Linked DNA regions of Homo sapiens: region 1 is linked to region 2. A link is a contact called in ENCODE Hi-C or POLR2A ChIA-PET data. All regions are on one chromosome and are shown on one strand. The core of a region is the stretch at or near the end of the contact, and the rest is flanking DNA. Distances in the headings are between cores, read along the strand shown. Region 1 holds the start of NR2C2AP (nuclear receptor 2C2 associated protein). Region 2 overlaps LOC124904656 (a long non-coding RNA gene).

What was found. Hi-C counts contacts between places; a loop is a spot of excess contacts on that map. ChIA-PET counts read pairs that join two places held with the same protein, here RNA polymerase II (POLR2A). Pooled maps may share reads with other maps.
Region 1: a pooled map shows a loop between it and region 2 (3-fold over the local background). The contact joins the promoter of NR2C2AP here to the enhancer-like site in region 2. A Hi-C loop is called at or near these places in 6 of 168 maps with a recorded cell type or tissue (CD4-positive, alpha-beta memory T cell, CD8-positive, alpha-beta T cell, OCI-LY7 and 2 more), 12 of 37 single-sample maps with no recorded cell type and 17 of 50 pooled maps. POLR2A ChIA-PET finds 5 or more read pairs at or near these places in 8 of 52 experiments (CD4-positive, alpha-beta T cell, OCI-LY7, PC-9 and 4 more).

The regions. Positions count from the first base shown.
Region 1 is chr19:19,202,097-19,205,742 of GRCh38, reverse strand. NR2C2AP (nuclear receptor 2C2 associated protein) reads left to right here and starts at 2,329. Exons shown (of 5, transcript NM_176880.6): 1 at 2,329-2,720; 2 at 2,862-2,952; 3 at 3,168-3,273; 4 at 3,345-3,412. The coding sequence starts at 2,683. RefSeq lists an enhancer at 2,129-2,423 and a silencer at 3,087-3,353.
Region 2 is chr19:19,371,487-19,375,131 of GRCh38, reverse strand. The region is part of intron 1 of LOC124904656 (a long non-coding RNA gene); the gene reads left to right. Among named protein-coding and RNA genes, the nearest start is that of GATAD2A, 32 kb to the left of the region's middle. RefSeq lists an enhancer at 3,069-3,645. Within about 2 kb of position 1,956, at least 29 of the 41 ENCODE cell types and tissues checked have a DNase peak (open chromatin) inside an H3K27ac peak, as active enhancers do; they include CD4-positive, alpha-beta T cell, CD8-positive, alpha-beta T cell, OCI-LY7 and 2 more, where a contact is called at or near this core.

The DNA of each region.
Region 1 (3,646 bases), core at 1,080-3,579, 170 kb after region 2:
GGTGAGGTTGGGGGCACAGTTTCCTGTCACCTCCAGCCCCAGCCCTGAGACCAGCGAAGTTGGGTTTGGATGGCACCAGACTCTGTCTAAATGCGGAAAGCCCTGGCAGGCAGGGGCTGAAGAGACAGGCCTTCTGCTGGTGACCCAGTTTCCCCGCCAGCCCCCACCCCTGCTGCCTGGGGTGGGTTTGAGCAGACACTAGTAGGATGCCGGAAGGACCATTCCTCCAGCCCTTGAAGAAAGGGGCTGGCTGCCAGACCATTCAGCTAAAGCCAGGAACAACAGCCTCTTGCCAGTGGCTGCTCTGTCTTGGAACCCTCCATTCATGCAGAACGGATGGTGTCCTGCCCTTTCTCCAACACCTTCCATGACTGCTCCGGGCCCAGCAGGATGTGGCTCCACATATTTTATTCAAATTCATGGTCTTTCACCCAACTAGGCCTTGGCTTATGCTAAGCTCCCTGCCTGGGACACCCTCCCCACTCCAGATTTTCTCACCCTTGTGAATTCCTGGCGCCTGACCCCCTATTAAGGTGCAGTTCTAACATCCCCTTTCCCAGGAAGCCCTTCCTCCAGGTAGAGCCCCTGCTCCTCCGGCCCCATCTCTCCCTTGGGGCTAGGAGTGTCTATGTCTACCTCTGTCTTGCCCAGATCAGGGGCTCCTCTGGGACAGGCCTGGAGCTGAGGCCTCTTGCTGTCCCCAGCATCATCCAGCAGAAGGCTGGACATGACAGTGTGACAGTAGAGCTTGCAGGAGGTGTCTAGTGAATCAGTGAACCAAATCTTCAGCTTGGTATCTGAGGCTTTGTTTGGCAAACTCCTGTTCATGCTTCAAAACCCACCTCACAGCCTGGGTGCGGTGGCTCACACCTGTAATCCCAGCACTTTGGGAGGCCAAGGCGGGCAGATCACGAGGTTAGGAGTTCGAGACCAGCCTGGCCAAGATAGCGAAACCCCATCTCTACTAAAAATACAAAAATTAGCCAGGCATAGTGGTGCGCACCTGTAGTCACAGCTACTCAGGAGGCTGAGGCAGGGGAATCACTTGAACCTGGGAGGCGGAGGTTGCAGTGAGCTGAGATCACACCACTGCACTCCAGCCTGGGCAACAAAGTGAGGCTCCGTCTCGAAACAAAACAAAACAGAAACAACAAAAAACACCCGACCTCGCATGCTCCCTCCTCCAAGAAGCCTTCCTTGACGTCCCAGCAGCATTTTCTGGGAAAGACAAACTTGGAGGCCAGGGCTCCTCTGTCCCAACAAGAACAAAAAGGGTTGATGAGGACTTCAGATACTCCCAACATCGTGGCCTTTTCCACAACTCTGCCTTTGGCCTCCGGGAGGCAGTGAAGTTCGGGGATTCCCAGGCTGCATTTAGTGGTTAGGGTAGAGTAGGTTAGAGTAGGTTAGGGTAGCCGTTAGGGTAGAGTAGGTTAGAGTAGGAAGAAAGACATTGTCATAGGAAGTCTCTCTGGCCGGGCGCGGTGGCTTACGCCTGTAATCCCAGCACTTTGGGAGGCTGAGGTGGGCGGATCACTTGAGCCCAGGAGTTCGAGACCAATCTGGGCAACATGGCGAAACCTCATCTCTACCAAAAAACAAACAAACAAACAAACAAACAAAATAGCCTGCCGTGGTGGCGCGCGCCTACTAGTTCCAACTATTCGGGAAGCTGGGTAGGAGGATTGCTGGAGCCTGGGAGGCAGAGGTCGCAGAGAGCCGCGATCCCACCATTGTACTCCAGCCTGGGTGACAGTGAGACCCCACTTCAAAAAAAAAAAAAAAAAAAGGCCGGGCGCGGTGGCTCAAGCCTGTAATCCCAGCACTTTGGAAGCCCCGGCGGCTGGATCACGAGGTCAGGAGATCAAGACCATTCTGGCTAACACGGTGAAACCCCGTCTCTACTAAATATACGAAAAATTAGCCGGGCGTGGTGGCGGGCGCCTGTATTCCCAGCTACTTGGGAGGCTGAGGCAGGAGAACGGCGTGAACCCAGGGGGCGGAGCTTGCAGTGAGCGGAGATCGTGCCACTGCACTCCAGCCTGGGCGACAGTGAGACTCCGCCTCAAAAAAAAAAAAAAAAAAAGGAAGTCTTTCGGATTCCAAAATCAGTCAAAATCAGTGCTCTACACCTTCGGGCGCCGAGGGACAGCGCCCCGTGCGCGCAGCCAGCCTTTTCCCTACAGCTTCAAGGGAACCAAGGTAAATTCAATCATCGAACCCGGGCCCTTTAAGAAGCGAGCATGAAGGGGCGGGGTCGAACCAAACCCCACCTCTGGAGCGTCCGCGGTCGGCGCCTGAATTACAACACGCATGCGCCAAGCCCACGCGGTTCCGGGTCCCAAGATTTGGCTCCAAGAGCTATTCGCAGAGAAACAGCCTCGCACAAAAAGCCACCGCCCCCGAAACCCGCGGGAAATCTGTTTCCTGTGAAAGGCCTGGCCTCCGGGCATTGGCGGTTTCCCTGATCCTCTCTCCCAAATTTTCCGGCAGGGGATTGATCGAGGCGACATTTAGGACTGGGGTGGGCGAGGGAGTGGCGGTTCTCGTCCCAAGTTACAGGTGAGGACGTTCAGGCCAAGGCGTAGCCAAGATCGCGCCGCCCTGTAGCTTGAGGAGGCGCCGGGATTCGAACCAAGGCTGTGCCCAATCCTAAGCCCTGCGAGGTCTTGTGGAACCGACATGACCCACTCTTTGGTTTGTCCAGAGACAGTGAGCAGGTAAGAGTCTGTGGGGACAGGCAGTGGCGAGGCCCTAAGCCTGGGGTCGAGCCCTCAGTGGACAGATCTGGGGGTCAGGCCCTCCGCGGAGCTGAGAGCTGGTCTCAGCCCCTCTCTTCGCCTTGATCCTGGTGCCTCCAGGGTGAGTTCAGTGCTGAATCGCAACACTCGGCAGTTTGGAAAAAAACATCTTTTCGACCAGGATGAGGAGACATGTTGGAACTCAGACCAGGTGAGGCGCCTCCCTCGACCCTCCATCTCTAGGGTGATTCAGATTCAGATCTCATGCCTTGAGAACGTCAGGGGGCCCTCATGGGTGGCCAGGAAAGGAACATGTGCCGAATTTCCTTCTTCCCCTCCATTCCAAGAACTATGTGAATGAGACAGGCATAGCAGGGCTCTGTGCCTGCAGTGAGCTTGCGCCTCAGTTTCCCTGTCTGCTTCCAGGGCCCCTCCCAGTGGGTGACGCTGGAGTTTCCCCAGCTCATCCGTGTCTCCCAGCTGCAGATCCAGTTTCAGGGTGGCTTCTCCAGTCGCCGGGGCTGCCTGGAAGGTACTAGAAGGCCCTGGGTGGCAGGGGTTCCAGGGGTCACCCCAGACACTCATTGCCTTTCTCTGCTGAAGGTTCACAGGGCACTCAGGCTCTCCACAAGATTGTAGATTTCTACCCTGAGGACAACAACTCGCTTCAGATATCCTGCCCCTGCTTCTGGGGTGGGTGGTCTGTGCCTCTGGAAGCTTTGGACTCACCCAAACCCGAATGGGAACCCTGATGTGTGATCTTGAACACGTGACCTCTAGGACTCCACTTTTTCTGTAAAATGGTGCTGATGACCACCTGTTCTGTGTGAGAGGCTTAGAGGGACCTGCAGCTTCCCCAGGTTGCCCACATCGGTGGAGTGTGAGCTGGGTCTGGAAGGGGTGGG
Region 2 (3,645 bases), core at 707-3,206:
AGGGAGGAGCCCAACCCAGTGTTAGATGGGAAAAAGATGCCTTATGCTACTCAGGGAAAAGAATTCACCTTGAGATTCTGTAGGATCTGAGCTCTTTTGCATCCCAGACACACAGTTACATCTGAGTGTAACTGAGCCTAAAATACAGGTCAGGGCTTTCATCCACATGCATTTCAAGCCTTTCTCTTGGCTTCTTTTCCCCTCTTTTTGCCTTTTCTTCCTTTCTTTCTGATTTTAGAGACAGGGTCTTGCTCTGTTGCTGAGGCTGGAGTGCAGTGGCATGATCACAGCTCACTGCAGCCTCAACCTCCCCAGCTCAAGCGATCCTCCCACCTCAGCCTCCCGAATACCTGGGACTGCAGGTGCAGGCCACCACGCCTAGCTAATTTTTAAGTTTTTTTGTAGAGATGGGAGTCTTATTATGTTCGCCAGGCTGCCCTTGAACTCCTGGGCCCAAGCAATCCTCTCACCTCGGCTTCCCAAAATGTTGGGATTACAAGCGTGAGCCACCACACTCAGCCAACTTTATTATTATTATTTTTTAAAGAGATGAGGTCTCGGCCAGGCACGGTGGCTCACGCCTGTAATCCCAGCACTTTGGGAGGTCGAGGTGGGCAGATCACGAGATCAGGAGATTGAGACCATCCTGGCTAACATGGTGAAACCCTGTCTCTACTAAAAATACAAAAAATTAGCCGGGCGTGGTGGAGGGCGCCTGTAGTCCCAGCTACTTGGGAGGCTGAGGCAGGAGAAAGGCATGAACCCAGGAGGCGGAGCTTGCAGTGAGCCAAGATGGCACTACTGCACTCCAGCCTGGGCGACAGAGTAAGACTCCGTCTCAAAAAAAAAAAAAAAAAAAAAAAAAAGAGATGAGGTCTCATTATGTTGCTAGTCTCACTTTGAACTCCTGGGCTTCAAGCTAGCCTCCTATATCAGCCTCCCAAGTCACTGGAACTACAGGTGTGTGACTACACCCAGCTGAGCCCTTTTTAAGATCCAGGTCTCAGGCCGGGAGTGGTGGCTCACGCCTGTAATCCCAGCACTTTGGGAGGCCGAGGCAGGCAGATTACGAGGTCAGGAGTTCAAGACCGGCCTGGCCAACATAGCGAAACCCTGTCTCTACTAAAAATACACAAATTAGCTGGGCATGGTGGCGGGCGCCTGTAGTCCCAGCTACTTGGGAGGCTGAAGCAGGAGAATCGCTTGAACCTGGAAGGCGGAGGTTGCAGTGAGCCAAGATCACCCCACTGCACTCCAGCCTGGGCGACGGAGCAAGACTCTATCTCACCAAAAAAAAAAAAAAAAAAATCCAGGTCTCAGTGCCAGGCGCGTTGGTGGCACGCACCCATAGTCCTAACTACTTGGGAGGCTGAGACAGAAGATCACTTGAGGAGTTTTAAGGCTGCAGTGAGCCAAGATTATGCCACTGCACTCCAGCCTGGGTGACAGAGCAAGACCTTGTGTCTAAAAAGCAAGGGGGTGGCCAGGCACGGTGGCTCACGCCTGTAATCCCAGCACTTTGGGAGGCCGAGGCAGGTGGATCATGAGGTCAGGAGTTTGAGACCAGCCTCACCAACATGGTGAAAACCCTGTCTCTACTAAAAATACAAAAATTAGCTGGGGGTGGTGGTGCATGCCTGTAATCCCAGCTGTTTGGGAGGCTGAGGCAGGAGAATCGCTTGAGCCTGGGAGGTGGAGGTTGCAGTGAGCCGAGATCACGCCACTGCACTCTAGCCTGGGCAAAAAGACCAAGACTCCATTTCAAAGAAAAAGAAAAGGAGGCGGAGTGGGGTGGGGCCTCAGCTTGTGGACAGGCATTATGGTCACAGGAGCTACTCTTGTCCTTCCTGAGTTGGGACTGAGCACAGCAGCCCAGCCAGCTGGTAGGAGGGAGTGGCTGATCACTTGGGCCTGGGAGGAGTCAGGAGTTTATTCTGACCGGAAGAGGAAATGACTGTTTCGCAAAGTGCACTGAGCTTTGAGCTTTTTTTACCCCGCTGGTAAAATTATTTGTTTGAACTTCATCAGCTTCCTTTATTCAAGGATGTCATTGAGCATCTAGGGTGGCCACATTTAGCAAGTGAAAATATAGGATGCCCCATTAGATTTGGATTTCAGATCAGTCACGAATGAATACCCTTTTAGTATAAGTGTATCCCAAAGCATCTTCCATGTGCCAGGAGTCAGTCTGGGTTTGGATAATCCACTTAATACACAGACTGGTGCCTTCCAAGGAACTGGTCAAACACGAAGGTCAGAGTCTTTTGTGGCTTGGGAGACACAAACAGGCTGCAAAATCCACTTCAAAATCCACTTCCAGGTCAGGCACAGTAGCTCATGCCTGTAACCCCCCAACAATTTGGGAGGCTGAGGCAGGAGGATCGCTTGAGGCCAGGAGTTTGAGACCAGCCTGGGCAACAAAGCAAGACTCCATCTGTACAAAAAATAATTTAAAAATTGGCTGGACATGGTGGCTTACCCCTGTAATCCCAGCACTTTGGGAGGCTAAGGTAGATGGATCATTTGAGGACAGGAGTTTAAGACCAACCTGACCAACATGGCAAAACTCCATTTCTACTAAAAATATTAATACAAAAATTAGCCAGGCGTGGTGGCATGTGTCTGCAATCCCAGATACTCTGGAGGCTGAGGCAGGAGAATCACTTGAATCTGGGATGGGGAGTTGCAATGAGCAGAGATCACACCACTACACTCCAGCCTGGGTGACAGAGTGAGACTCTGTCTCAAAATTAATTAATTAATTAATTAAAAACTGTCTAAGTGTGGTGGTGTGCATTTGCAGTCCTAACTACTCTGGAGGCTGAGACTGGAGGATCCCTTGAGCCCAGGAAGCCGAGGCTGCAGTAGGCTACAATTGTGCCACTGCACTCCAGCCTGGGTGACAGAGCAAAACCCTTTCTCTAAAAAAAAAGAGTTAAAAATGTTGCTGGGCACGGTGGCTTATGCCTGTAATCCCAGCCTTTTGAGAGGCTGAGGTGGGAGGATCGCTTGAGCCCAGGAGTTTGAGAACTGCCTGGGCAACATAGTGAGACCTCATCGCTACCAAAAAAAAAACAAAAACAAAAAAAACTCTACTTTGGCCCCAAATTATGACCCGTGTGGGTGTCCCCAATTCTAGTTAGATGCCCATGTTGTATTGGTCAAAATGCCATTGCCGGACAGGCATAGTGGCTCACGCCTATAATCCCAGCGTTTTGGGAGGCCAGGGCAGGAGGATCACTTGAAGTCAGGAGTTTGAGTCCAGCCTGGCCAACATGGTGAAACCCTGTCTCTACCAAAAATACAAAAATTAGCCAGGTGTGGTGCTGGGTGCCTGTAGTCCCAGCTACTTGGGAGGCTGAGGCAGGAGAATCACATGAGCGTGGGAGGCGGAGGTTGCAGTGAGCCGAGATCGCACCTGTGTACTCCAGCCTGGGCAACAGTATAACAGCGCGAGACTCCATTTCCAAAAATAATAATAATAATAATAATAATAATACCATTGCCATCTCCTGCATCACAGATGATACAGCAAATGTTACCTGGGAAAGCGAAGCTGGATGTTTAGTTTCTTCGGCAGCCAGACACCAGTCCTGACCCTTTACACAGGAGTTAAGAGAAAGTGTCCTTTTCTGAGGTTAGGGA